Regions from separate parts of the Homo sapiens genome. Here region 1 is linked to region 2. A link is a contact called in ENCODE Hi-C data. All regions are on one chromosome and are shown on one strand. The core of a region is the stretch at or near the end of the contact, and the rest is flanking DNA. Distances in the headings are between cores, read along the strand shown.

Region 1 (7,424 bases), core at 3,522-6,021, 810 kb before region 2:
TGTGCTGGGCCACAGCTATGAGGGGAGGTGTAGAGCCCTGGAATGGGGTGGGACAGAGACAGGAAAAAGGGAAAAACCAAATTTAAATCCCGAGTGCCAGAAAGTGGCCCTTAATAAAACTGGGATCTAGTTGGGTCACAAAGCAAACAAGGCATATGTGGACCAGGTGCAAGAACATGGAGGTACCCATCATCCACAAACCTTTTCCTTACATAATGCTTGCCTGCTCACTGCACGAAGAAATCAATGAGTCAACAAATGAGTGGTTGACACCACAGGCAATTTCCTTACAGCCTGGGAAAGAATGACAGCAATGGCAAGTCTGGGTTCTTATGGTAGCTACAGGAAGCAGTGGATACCACTCTCTAAGAACTAACTAATCTAGTGCTAGCCAAATTTGCTCAATCATAACAGCAGCTGGCATGGTTGCTAAGAATACCAATTCCCAGACTATTCTTTTGGAGATTCAAACTCAGGAGGTCTTGGGTCCAGTGTGGGAATCTGTTATTTCTAGCAAGCAACCCAGGTGACTATGGTGGTCTGGGATTACAGGAGAGAGAGGGCAAATGAGGAAGGGGCGGGTGAGCTGAGACCATCTGAGCATGGATACAGGACCCCTCTCTGAGCACATGAGTGGCAGCCACGTCTGGGGACACTGACCATCATCAACAGGGCCATCCAGGCTGCAGCTGAAAGACCACTTACCATGCAGCGATTTCATTCCTAAGGTGTAAGAAGGCCTCCTCAACGGGAGCGACTTGGGGAGAGAAGGGTACGTGCTACTGAAGAGGACGTCGTTGGGCAGGGCTTGGTCCAGAAGTGACGCCCTGGAGGTGAAAAAGTGCTCCCTCTGGCTATTGTAAATGCTCTCGTCCGACAGTGTTCTGTGCAAGGCCCGCCGTGAGGTGGGGGTGCTGGGGAAAGGAGACTGAGGAGAGGAGAGTGCGTGGAACTGAAAAACAGGATCAAGACAAAAGAAAGTCAATTTTCTGGTTCAGATCCCTGAGACCAAGGTTGGGGGAGGGTGGGATAACCAAGTTACTGCTCCAGACACACCCCTAGCAAGGAAGCTTCAGGGCTCATTGTCTATTTCTACAACCTCAAGGAGCTAACCCAAGAATTCCTGGTCATTATTCCTTAGCCTGGCATGCTGCCTGCAGTCTATCAGTGCTCCCTATGTGATTCAGGTATGTGATTAAGTGGACCTATCAAGATCGTGTGTGGTTAAAAACAAGACTTTAGGATCAGACAAATGTGGGTTTTATTTGAATCCTGTGTCTCTGACCAAATCATACAATCTCTCTGAGTCTAATTCCTCATTTGTACAACGGGAGCACAAAACCTCTCAGGATTACCACAGGGATTAAACAAAACGCTGGACTGAGCACAATGGCAGGTGTCAGTGGCATGATGAAATGGTGTTATGGCCCCTGGGGGAAGAGAGAGCCACAGTGCCAAGAGGGTATCCTGACAAGCTTGTCGGATGATAACATGCTTGCTGGGCAACAAGGGTATTTGATCATCAAAATATTTTAACTCACATAGCAGGTAGCTCTTGATTAACTACTAACTTACACCAACTGAACCTATCGAGGTAGATAAATTTCATGAGTTTTGGAGAAAATTCATTTTTTGAAGATGCATTTCTATTCATGAAATAAGAATAGGGTAGGCTGGGCGCGGTGGCTCATGCCTGTAATCCCAGCACTTTGGGAGGCCGAGGTGGGCAGATCACTTGAGGTCAGGAGTTTGAGACCAGCCTGGCCAACATGGTGAAACCCCGTCTCTACTAAAAATACAAAAATTACCCAGCCGTGGTGGTGCACGCCTGTAATCCCAGCTACTCAGGAGGCTGAGACAGGAGAATCGCTTGAACCTGGGAGGCAGAGGTTGCTGTGAGCCATGACTGCACCACTGCACTCCAGCCTGGGCAAGAGAGTGAGACTCTGTCTCAAAAAATAAAGAAAGAATAGGGAAGTCAGCTTTCTAAATGACAAATAATTATATATTTAAATATACATGACAAATAGTTCCAGATGTATCTCTTATCTTTTGCCTCTGTGACCAAATTTGATTTTACTTGAGATTTTTTCTGCAAATAGCAAGCTTCTGAGTATCTCTTCACTGAGAACAGCAGATACCTTAAAAATAGCAACCTGAAAGGCAACAGAGCATTTGACCCGTGAACAATAAAGTTATCCTTATTCATTTGCTCTTAGGCCACTGTCTGCCTCGATAGGGAAAATGATGTGGAGAACAGGTGAAGATGTGAGGAGGGTGTCACTGCTGGTTGAAAGCCACCCTGGGACTTCCCATGACACTCTGAAGGGGCAGAGAGAGAATGATTTAGCAAATGCTCCATTTAGTGGGCTGATTACAGACCCAGAAATACAGTGGATACACAGGGCCTAGCATGCTTCCGCTCAACAAGCCAGGGGTGAATCAGGTCCAGGCTACCCTCAATGTGGTATGCACAGCTGCTGCATAAATACCAAAAGATTATGAATCAAACACATTGTGAATACACCCAAGATGTGACCAACTGGGTAAAAATTATTCTCACTTTAAAAAAATTCCTGATGAATTAAATCCAAGGTACGTATGTACTTGTCTAGAAACTAAATTGCTGTGATAAATGCTTTGAGAGAGAGAACTTGGAATGAAAGTGATAATTTCCCTTCTCTTTTTGTGGAGAAGAGTGAGCATTAGAGCCATTATATGGCTTGCTAACTGTAATTTTCTTAAAAAATAAAACCAGATTAAAAAATAAAACCAAATAAAACATCTCCACCTGCAAGGTTCTAGGACTATCACATAAGGCTCCTGCCTGCCAGGTCAGATCTCAGATTTCTGTATGAAAAAACTGCTGCTAAATAGTTTTCAGCACCCCTGGTTTTAGTAAAGGGATTTCCTTTTCCAGTATCCCCAGCCTGATGGTTTTACAGGTGTGAAACCCTCCGCCAATTCTAGTTTCAGCCTCTTTGGGAAATGTTAATATGCTTCAAGGCCATGAACAGCTACCTTGAAGAGCTTCTTTAAGCAGGGTGCCCTATGAAAAGTTAAAACACCCTGCAGTGAAGGGAGGCAGGGCAGGAAGCAGAGGAAGCAACCTACCCCGAAGGCGTTCTGCTCATTAAAAGGTAGGAGAACCCAGCCTTGTCCAAGAATGTTGAGATGGCCCCTTGCCCCATCCTCTTTAACTCCAGTCTTAAAGGTGTGCAGAACTAACTGCTTCCCAAGAGCAGCCCCTGCCTGCCTTGCAGGTTGTACCTGGGATTGCCCAGGAGCGCTGCCTGGTGCTGCCAGCCCTTGGGAAAGAATCGCAGTGGAGTGGGATGGCACTGGAAGTGGGATCACACCTGGAAGGGATTTCAGAGGACATTCGAGAAGGGGGCTGGTTCTAACTTGTGCTCCAAGGAGGCCCTAAGGGTTCCTTATAGCACCACTGCTACGGAGAGGTTCAAGTGGGACCCAGGAGTCCAGACCATCCCATCCCTCCCATAAGAGAAACTCTACTGTCTGAATTCTATATAATGGGGTTCCATGTGTGATTTAAAAAAAAAAAAAAAAGGCTTCCTGAGCTTTAAGACTGGTTGGGCACCACTGATCTCCTCTGGTCCTCTATCTCACAGTTGAGGAATGGGGCCTGGAGAGGTGGCGTTTTGTTTCATGCCAGTCTCCTGTTCTCTCATTCTTTTCAGTGCCCCTGGCTATTAGTGACATGTGTCACCTGCACTCACAAGAAACTCTTCCTAAATACTGGAGCCACACGAAGCCACCTCCTTTGGTATATACCTGAGAGCACTGGCACTACTGTCTGTTCACTTGTCAGACTGTATGCCACCCTTGGGGAAAATAACGTTATCCTATCTCTGCTTGCCAGTGAGGTTTCTTAGAGTGCTGTAGCTCTGCCACTGTTCTTGAGGTCCTTGCTCTGCTGACAAATGAGCCTGGGAGTGACCCTGCCACTCAATATTAACAAAAACTCATAGGTAGCACTGGCTATCCAGGAAAATCAATGTGGCACATGAGTGGCTTTGGAGTGTCACAGCCCAAAGCTGGCCATGACACCTAGTATCCTGAAGCCTGAGGCAGTGACTCAGAGCCTTGAGCCAGGAGTGGCCTGGAAGACCTCTCAAGGGCATGCCAGCCTTACTGACACAGCAGAGCCTCCATCATTCAGATGACGACTCTCAGAAGACAAAGGGAGCTACTAAGCTGAACTCATCTGAAACTAAACCTGCTCAAATAAGATGAAACTGGAGAGAGAAAACCTGGGCCTATTCCCAGTTCCTGCTTACAGCCTTCTCACTGTGATGGTTTAGCCAGCAGAAGCACTTTCTTCGCGGAGTCTCACAGTAATACAGTCACAACATAAAGAAAGCACACTCCTGTTTCAAATAGGAATGCTAAAGTAATTCATTTTGGAAATAAAAGCCAAGACCTGGAATAAGGACAAAATCAGACATTTGCCTTCAATTATTTCTACTGCATAAGTAAATCAAAAGAATGAAGGCTCTGAGCTTGCCTCTTGCCAAAAATGTTAAACTAGGAGTTGGAAGAAAAACTCCCTTCAGGGCAGGTTTTATTTCCCTTTAACCTCAAAGGAAAAATCTGAAATAATTTTTATTTTGAACTGGTACTTGAACATTTTAATATACCTCTTTGGGTTTTGATGGATAAAGAAAGAAGTTTCAAGCACTGTCTTTCGCAAGGTTGCTAAGGAAACCATTTGTGCCCTGAATGATGAGTCAGAACTGTTAAGTGCTGGCTTATGAGACGGAAATTACAGAAATCAAGAATGGCTACATCTGTACAATGATTTATTAACATAAATCATGTTAACAAATCATTTATTTCTCGACAAAACTCTAAAGTGGTCCTTGGGGGTACATTCAGTTCCTATGAATGTTGATTTTTTAGGTTTAGGGGGTTTATCTGGCCTATCTGGGGAGATGCATGCACACGCACACACACGCTAGCATGGTGCTAGGGAAGCCTGAGGGCGGCAGCCCCACACAGCTGCTCCACCCGCCATGCCTCTTGCACTCTGATCACAGTCTGAAGCTGGTGTGTGGTTTAGGAAATATTCTAGCTTCCATTTCAATCAATTCAATTCTCAAGGTTCTTCTTAAAGCTTTCTAGTCTCTTCAAATAGACTACAAATCATCCACCTAAGAACCTAGAGAACAGAAGACTTCAAAGTTTGCAGCCATGACCTTTCTGGGGGTGCACTCCCTTCTCCTAGGAGACCCAGAAGACCTCAGACAGAAATACCTATACTCAGAGTGACGTAACTTCAGGCCCAGCTCAATAAACACCCATTCCAATCCCCGGGGGCGTGAGACTCCACACTTTATAGAACAAGAAAGGAGAGAGCCTTAAGTGAGTTTCCAAAGGTCTTACAAGCTGAGACGAGTACACAAACCTTTCCATGTGGTCACATAAAGGTCTGGACAACACAAAAACGTACACACTGGACAGGTATTCAGGACTTGGTGCAGAGAGACTGGGTTTTAGAGAAGACATTTACAGTCTGGAATTCTGAGCATAAAATAGAAGGCTTTATGAAGTCAAGAGAGTTTGGAAAGTTCTGAAGGTGTGTGGGTAGACTTAGATTGCTGGATTGAAGCAGCAGCTGTACATTTACTTTTGGGGGTGTGGCAATGAGAGCGACTGTCTATCAGGCAGTTTCTCTGAGTGAAGAGAATACCATATATGGCCAGTAGGTTTGCCAGACAGGGTCAGGAGCAAATGGGGCCATTTCTGAGAAGACGAGGACCCTCTGGACAGAAGACAGTAAAACCCTTATGGAAAACGTTCTAGCTTTCCATAGGAGCCACAGGTGTCTCTGCACAGTTTCCAAGAAGTCATATCACCTAAGTGATGTTCAGGGAATCATGCACTCTGAGCAGGACACAGCAGAAGAATAAACAGCTGTAGGGGTAGGACCAGGTAATAGAAACCATGACTAATGAGATGTGGCTGCAGGGACAGAGCACTGTCAAACACTGTGGACCAGTTATCAGGGAAATGGGATGATAGCAGGAAGTGAGACTTAGTGAAGAGCAGCCAGTAACCAACACTTTCTGGAAAGTGTGACTATGGTTAATAGCCCCATCATGTCTGGCTTGTTTCTAATTGCCATCTACCCTGAGCTCTGTCTTGTACCTTAAAACTCTTCTGTGATTCAGGAGTTGGGCTTTCAAGATCAATTAGTTTCTTTAGATCTTCTTCAATGGTGGACTTGGAGGTTGGCTTAGGAGATGCCCGGAGGTCTCTGGTTGAGGCACGCAGCCTGGTGTGGGCTATTTCATTGCCATCGCTCTGATGACGCCTGGACAAAAAAGGGAAGAGATGATAGATACCAACTCAACAAGGCTGGCTCAAGGGCATGATGGGCTCTAAAGGATGTAAGTCAATATAAGTCAATAGAGAAATATTATGTGGAGAAACAGATAATTACTTCTGTTTATATGCGAATCTACTCATATAAACGCTTACTGAAGAAACAAAACCAATTTGAAACACAAAATAAAATCTGATGAATAAGTCACTCTTTTAAATAAAGCTATTAGTTTTACTAAGCCAAAATTAGCAACAGATTTACTAAACGACCACAGGGTATACATCCAAAATGCAACCTTTGCACAAACGAAAACAAAATAATTGAATGAATCATTTAATTTTTTGATGTACTACCTTGTCAAAAAGTCCTTTATTTTCAGGGGTACTCACTCACTTTGTAATATTCCCTCTGGTGCCTACTGGCCTAGTTAAGAATTACACAGGAAGGCTGTGATTAATATAATCAAAGGGACTAGTATGGTCTTAGCACCAGAGGGGCAATTATTCTGAAGTGTATCCTTCAAACACACTCTTTTCAAGATCTAAGATTCTCAAATCCTAACATTTTGCAATAAATCTTATTTAAGGAATGAGGCAGAGAAATAATTTAAGAAAATATTACTTAGGAAAAAAAATCATAATCCCACCAACAGACCAACTCCTGCCAACCCCCTAGCCCGGCCTCTTTTGTTGTAAGAGATCACGCCAAGCTTTTCTATTCTCTGTCCTGTTAAAAGCAAGCCACCAGCAAGGGAAGGAAAGTAACTCTTACTTTCTCGTGTCCATAAATCCCACGGAGTTTATGGTTCCTTCGGGTTTTTTCCATCCAATCAGGTACTTGCTAGTAGCGCCCTGGCGAGGGTAAAAACTCCTAGGACCAGAGGAGGAGGAGGAAGAGGAGGAGAAGGATGGTGCGAGCTGTGAGGGGGCAGCTGGATGAAGCTCTTCTTTAGGTGAACTCCGGGCACTGGTGAAAACCACTGGGCTGGCAGAGTGTCGGGAGCTCATGGTACTGAGGAGAAGCAGGGCAAAGACATGTGTATCTCAGGATCATTATGTCAGCTATAAAAGTGCTG
Region 2 (7,009 bases), core at 953-3,452:
CTGGGTAAAAAGCACTATATAAGTTGTACTATTATCCATACCATAAAAGTGTACATTATTGCCAGAATCAGTTACTCAGCAATTTCTTCAGTGCTGAAAAAGGGAGATGAGTTAAACTAAAACCTAAGTAGGAAATAATAAGATGTTTTCAGGCATTCACAAATAACAGACCTCCCAGCACAGTGACTGTTAACTTGGAATGGCCATCAGAATCACCTATCCCGACATATATTTTGAAAAACAACTCCCCCTCCAAATGTACCAATAGACAAATTAAAAATATTGCCTGAAGCATTTAGGGGGTGATGTGTCATAATGTTTGCAACATACTGTCAATTGAGTCAGATATGTGTGTAAGAGAGACAGAGTATGTACAGATAAATACCATGCATCTTTATATAGTTGAAACAAATGTGATTTTTCAAAAAGGTTCATAATAGTGGAATCTAGATGAAGCATTCTTTCAATTTTCTTATACATTTGAAAATCTTCATATACAGAAATTGAAAAAAGATCACTTCAAGTATATTTAAAGTATTTTAAGTATATTTTTCAATAACACATCCTGGTATTCTTCAATATTCAATACTGTGACATTAAGGGAGTAAAGTAAGATTTTTGGTAACAAAGCATATTTTTGTTAAGATTAGCTATCTTTATTCTCACTTTGAAAATATCTTTACCAGCCTGGGCAACATAGGCAGATCTTATCTCTACAAAAATTCAAAAATTAGCCTGGCATGTTGGTTCACACCTGTAGTCCTAGCTACTCAGGAGACTCAGATGGGAGGACTGCTTGATATATAAATCAAATACATATGAAATTGAGGATTTCATTAGTAAAATGCCAAAAACAACCCAAAATTCCTCTTTATTCCCCATCCAAGTTCATTTCAGTTTTGTCATGAGGGTCATGAGGGTCTGTGAGGCTTGTGGAAATTACGTGTAATGTATATTTGTGGCATAAATACTGCTGAGTGAAAATGAAATTGGTTTATTTAGGTTTTCTGAATTGTTTGTTTTTATATCATTTCTTTTAACCATTCCAGATACATACCAAGAATGTTATAAATAATATTCTCAGAAGCTAAAAAATAACTCACTGAGAAACCCTTAATGTGTTAGATAAATTAGAATACTTAAGCAGAGCAAAACACTACATCCAAGAACATACATTCTTTTAAGGAACAATCTTTTCCCCAGAACAAAGATTAATTTGCCCAGTGGGAAGATTATGGAAACACTATTCCAGCACAAATAACCTCATAAAGGTCCCACCATAAGGCCTACCACAGCACCCAGCACACAGTGAAGGTTCTGAATGTATGAATATCCTCTGCATAAAGCATTCTAGGAAATAATTACATCCTCCTTCCAATTCCTGAGCACTTTATGACACACAAGGCATTAGTCATATTCTACCTTATAATATGGCTGTGTACTTGTCTCATAGCCTCAATTTATAAATTAGTAAAAACAGCATTATACAGAGAGCCAAGAGACAGGTGTCCATACTGTCATAAATGAGCTCTAGTCTTTTTCATCTTGGAATTATTTCATTTTACGAAATTTGTCATATGTAAAATACCTCAGTTTTAAAATAGCCTAATATAGGTTAATGGTTAGCCTGTATTAGGTTATTCAAAAATATTCAGAATACTCTCCCTCTCTTTTGTCCATCTGAAATGTATCTATCATAGATGTAAAACCTTTTGCAAATTTTTCTCATAAGATACATTTGACAAATTGTATACATCCTCAAAGAACAGAATTCTAGCCTGTGAGGGGAAAAGAAGAAAGCCATAGTAAAGATGATACTAAATGCAACACAGTGGCCTGGACTGAAGGATCTTGAAACAGAAAAAGTACAACTGATGAAATCCAAATAAAGTGTATAGTCCATTAATAGCATTGCACTAATGTTAATTTCTAATTTTTTGAAACCATGGTTATGTAACATTTTAGTATTAGAGGACACTGGGTGAAGGGTATACAGGAACTCCATCTTTGCAACTTGTCTGTAAATCTAAAATTATAACAAAATGTAAAGTTTTAAAGATGACAACTGCAATAATTAGATCTGTTGAGTATATGTCTAGACAACACTCAAACAAGGAGTGAGGAGGGGTAGGAAAAGGAAAACAGCCAGACACGTGATTCAAGCTTCTCAAAGTTGTGATTAATCTTCCTGCCTGTTCTCAGGGCAGTTGGCGCTCAGGGTTCTATTTGGCTCGTTCAAAGCTCTACAGAATGCAACTTTTTTTTCCCCCTTAAAACCTCAAAGGAAATGACTTCCTTTTCCCTAAGTTTTCTTTTCTTTCTTGTAACACAAAGCAACTAGCACTGACAGTGCAAGTTATAAAAGATGCAACTGCTCAGGTTCCAGGGATAAAAGAAGAACTCTGAACTGTTTTACAATTCTACCAAATAAAGCATCTCCTATTTGGTGGGGGGGGGGGGGGGGGGGGAGCAGAGAAACCAGAGGAACCAGAATCAGTAGCTACTTATTTCATCTATAGTATTTAGTAAAGTTCATCTATATGGATTTAGTAAAGTTCATCTATATGCTAAAGAAGTCAACAGCAATCAACTCTATAGAACGTTTGTTGTAATCTTCTCTTCTCCATATTATTAGTCTGTGCTATTCTAGTGTTATTACTCTCAGGTGTCTCAACTCACCTGCCAAAAAATTCTTAGCCCCTCCAGCTTTCCTAAGAGACACAGGAAAATCATTTAACTCAGATAACAGAAGGAGGCACTCAGTCTCTCTCAAAGAAACATTTCTGCTTGTCAGTTGCTTGCTGTGAAAATTAATTACAAAGAATAGGAAAAATCAGATCAAATTTCTTATGCAATATGTTAGTGCAGTATGCATCCTTAATTTGGACTAAAAAAGTTGAAATTTAAAAAATACTTCAAGAAAAATTCTGTCTACTGTCAAGGACAAAATATTACTGATACTTATTACTGGATGTTTCATTAAATAGTCCATTGAGTCGGGTGCAGTGGCTCATGCCCGTAATCCCAGTGACTCTGGAGGCTGAGGCAGAATGATCATTTGAGGCCAGGAGTTTGAGACCAGCCTGGGCAACATACCAAGACCCCCGCCTCAACAAAAAAATTTTAAAAAGTAGCTAGTTGTGGTGGCACAGGCCTGCAGTCCCAGCTACTCAGAAAGCTGAGACAGGAGGATCCACTGAGCCTATGAGTTTGAAGCTGAAGGGAGTTATTATCACACCACTGTACTCCAGCCTGGGCGATGAAAAAGACTTTGTCTAAAAAAAAAAAAAAAACCAAAAAACCACCAACAAACGAACACTCCATTGAATAAGAAATTGATAACAGTAACACCCTGTTTTGGAAAAGTGTTATGTGAGAGTGGGAAAACAAGTACTCTCAATACTGTTGACAGAGATTTAAATTAGCACTACCTAGTCCTAGAAGAAAATTTGGCATTTTTAACCATTCTCCTCTGCAAAATGCAGGCAGATCTTATGTTGTGCTTAGCTTTATGGTGCTTCACAGATACTGCATTTTGTACAAACTGAAAAGCTGTGACACCTCTGTGGAGCATGTCTCTATCAGCACCATTTTTCCAACAGCATGTGCTCACTTTGTCTGTGTGTCACATTTTGGTAACTCTTCAATATTTCATACTTTTTCTTTACTATATCTGTTACAGTGATCTGTAATCAGTAATCTTTGATTTTACTATTTTAGAATTACAATAGTGTAAATTCTAAAATAAAATAGTAAAATCAAAGATTTGTTGATGGGAGTACCATCAACCTTGCCCACAGACGATAGTAAAGAGTGTTCAAGTGAAAGGAAGAGTCACGTTTCTCTCACTTTAAACAAAAAGCTGGAAATGATTAAATTTAGTGAGAAAGGCACATCAAAAGCCAAGACAGGTAGAAAGCTAATCCTCATGCACCAAAAGTCAAGTTCTGAATGCAAAGGAAAAGTTCTTGAAGAATATTACAAGTGCTACTCCAGTGAACACACAAATGAATAACATTGCTGATATGGAGAAAGTTTGAGTGGTCTGAATAGAAGATCAAACCAGCCACAACATTCCCTTAATTAAGCCAAAAGCCTAATCCACAGCAAGGCCCCAACTCTCTTCAATTCTATGAAGGCTAAGAGGTGAGGAAGCTGAAGAAAATTTGACTCTAGCAGAAGTTGGTTCATGAGGTTAAAGCTGTTGCCATAACATAAAAGTTTACATGAAGCAACAAGTGCCGATGTAGAAGCTGCAGCAAGTTATCCAGAAGATCTAAGATCACTGATGGTGGCTACACCAAACAACAGATTTTTGGTGTAGATAAAACAACCTTCTGGAAGAATATGCCATCTAGGCCTTTCATAGCCAGAGAAGGTTAAGTCAATATCTGGCTTTAAAGCTTCAAAAGACAGGCTGACTCTTTTGCTAGTGTCTAATGCAACTGGTGACTGTAAGTTAAAGTCAATGCTCATTGGCCATTCCAAAAATCCAAGAGCCCTTAAGAATTATTCCAAATTTATTCTGCCTGTGTTCTATAAATGGAACAATAAAGCCCAGAAGACATCACATCTGTTTACAGCATGGTTTACTAAATATTTTAACCCCATCTTTGAGACCTACTGGTCTGAAAAAAAGATTCCTTTCAAAATACTACTGCTCCTTGACATGGTACCTAGTTATCCAAGAGCTCTGATGGAGACATAGAAGAAAATTAATGTTGTTTTCATGCCTGCTAACACAACATCTATTCTCCAGCCCCATGGATCAAGGAGTAATTTTGACTATCAAGTCTTAGTATTTAAGAAATACATTTCATAAGGCTGTCAGACAGTGATTCCTCTGATGGATCTGGATGAAGTAAACTGAGAACCTTCTGGAAAGGTCTCACCATTCTAGATGCCATTAAGAACATACATGATTCATGGGAGGTAGAAATATTAACATTGACAAGGTGTTTGGAAGAAGTTTATTCCAACCCTCATGGATAACTTTGAGGGGTTTAAGACTTCAGTGGAGGAAATCCCACAGATGTGGTGAAAACAAAAAGAGAACTAGAATTGGAAGTAGAGCCTGAAGATGTGACTGGATTGCTGTAATCTCATGACACAACTTGAAAAGATGAGGAGTTGCTTCTTATGGGTGAGCAGAGAGAGTGATTTCCTGAGATCCAATTTGCTCCTGGCGAAGACGCTGTGAACACTGTTGAAATGACAACAAAAGATCTAGAATATTACATCAACTTAGCTGACAAAGCAGTAACAGGATTTGAGACAGCTGACTCTAATTTTGAAAGAAGTTTTACTGTGGGTAAAACGCTATCAAGCAGCATTACACGTACAGATAAATCTTTCATGAAAAGAAGAGTCAATTGATGCTGCAAACTTCATTGTTGTCTTATTTTAAGAAATTGCCACAGCCACCTCAACCTTCAACAGTCACCCCCTGGTCTGTCAACAACACTTAGGCAAGACCCTTCACCAGCAAAAAAATGACAACTCGCCGAAGGTTCAGATAATCCTTGGCATATTTTTAAGCAATAATGTATTTTTTAATTAAGGTATATACATTGTATTTTTAGACACAATGGTACCGCACACTTAACAGACTACAGCATAATGTAAATATAACTTTTATATGCACTGGAAAACCACAAAATTTGTGACTCATTTTATTGCAATATTCGCTTTATCGCAGTGATCTGGAACCAAACTTGCAATATCTCCAAGGTACGCCTGTACTCTCTTTCCCTGGCTCTTTTTTCGTCTTCATTTTACAACTCTGTCTTCCTTTGCTGATTTCTAAATGCTGTTTAGGCCTTGGAATTCTGTCCAAGGCCATTTTCTTTTTAATGAGATAAACTTTCTTCCCAGAAGATCTACATGCTGATAACTTGCAAGTAAATTTTACCCCAGATTTCTCTCCTGAACATTCCTCTTCGACACTCTGAATTCATGTTCTCCAATCTCAAAGATACCTTCAAAATTGTTCAACAATCCTACCATCCCTTGATAGTTCACTTTTCCACTTACCAAAAGTAAGAATAGCATGTCACATTTGGGGGATCTCCCTCAAACCTTAAATATCCTCTTCACCTCCTCTTTCACTCTCAACAGAACACACTCACTTTGTCCTCTAAGGAGATTACATAAATCATAAAAGATGAACCTCAACTTTTCCCATGAACTGTTTATCCCTTCCTCCATGATTTATCCCTTCATCCTTCATCCTTTATCCCTTCATCCTTGCCTCCTTCCTTCCTGCTCTGAGGATAATCCTTTAACACATGTGCTTTCTGGACCACAATCCTATTTTGTATTCCAGGAACCCTGCATTATCTACCCATTTCTCATTCTCATATTTATATTCTCTCTCAATATAAAGATTCACTCAGTATTTGTAAAATGAGTATTTATCAAAGAAGATAATCCAACAAGTCTATTTTTAGGAATTTATACAAAATACTAGTACAAATATTTAACTACAAGAGTATTCACCCTACTGTTTTCTAAATAGCTAAAACCTGGAAATGACTTACATAACCAGTAAGAGGTAAATGATTAAACTGTAACACATATGATCTACTGCAGAGCTATTAAAAAGCCACTTACCCCCAACCCATGGAAACACTCATAATTTAAAGTGAAAATAGGAGACTTGAAAACAGTATGAATTCTATGAGCCCATTTTTGTAATCAAAGTAGTATTTAAAACTCCAAATATATTTTGGTTACTAAAATGTTCTACAGACAGGGGTGATGGAATTACCAATGGCTGTATTTTCTTTTTACTTATCTATAATTTCTGATTTAGACAAATAAATCAGAACAGCTGAACAAAAAGATTTTTAAATTAAAACATGGTCTTATTTGGAAAGAGAAAAGGGTTTTGAGATTCCGTAAAGTTTTCCAGTGTCTTTGAGTTCTGATAAAACCTATCCTCATGTTGGCATCTTTACATATAGTAGCCAAAAACTGGGAAGAGCCTAGCTGCTCATCTACACGGGAA

The links. A loop is a pair of places that touch in the nucleus more often than their neighbours do.
Region 1: a map with no recorded cell type shows a loop between it and region 2 (4-fold over the local background). The contact joins two enhancer-like sites. A Hi-C loop is called at or near these places in 1 of 37 single-sample maps with no recorded cell type.

The regions. Positions count from the first base shown.
Region 1 is chr14:71,723,583-71,731,006 of GRCh38, reverse strand. It overlaps SIPA1L1 (signal induced proliferation associated 1 like 1), which reads right to left. Exons shown (of 24, transcript NM_001386936.1): 18 at 7,121-7,360; 19 at 6,172-6,337; 20 at 706-952. Among named protein-coding and RNA genes, the nearest start is that of RGS6, 210 kb to the left of the region's middle. Within about 2 kb of position 4,771, at least 4 of the 41 ENCODE cell types and tissues checked have a DNase peak (open chromatin) inside an H3K27ac peak, as active enhancers do.
Region 2 is chr14:70,915,169-70,922,177 of GRCh38, reverse strand. All of the region lies in intron 1 of PCNX1 (pecanex 1), which reads right to left. Among named protein-coding and RNA genes, the nearest start is that of PCNX1, 11 kb to the right of the region's middle. Within about 2 kb of position 2,202, at least 5 of the 41 ENCODE cell types and tissues checked have a DNase peak (open chromatin) inside an H3K27ac peak, as active enhancers do.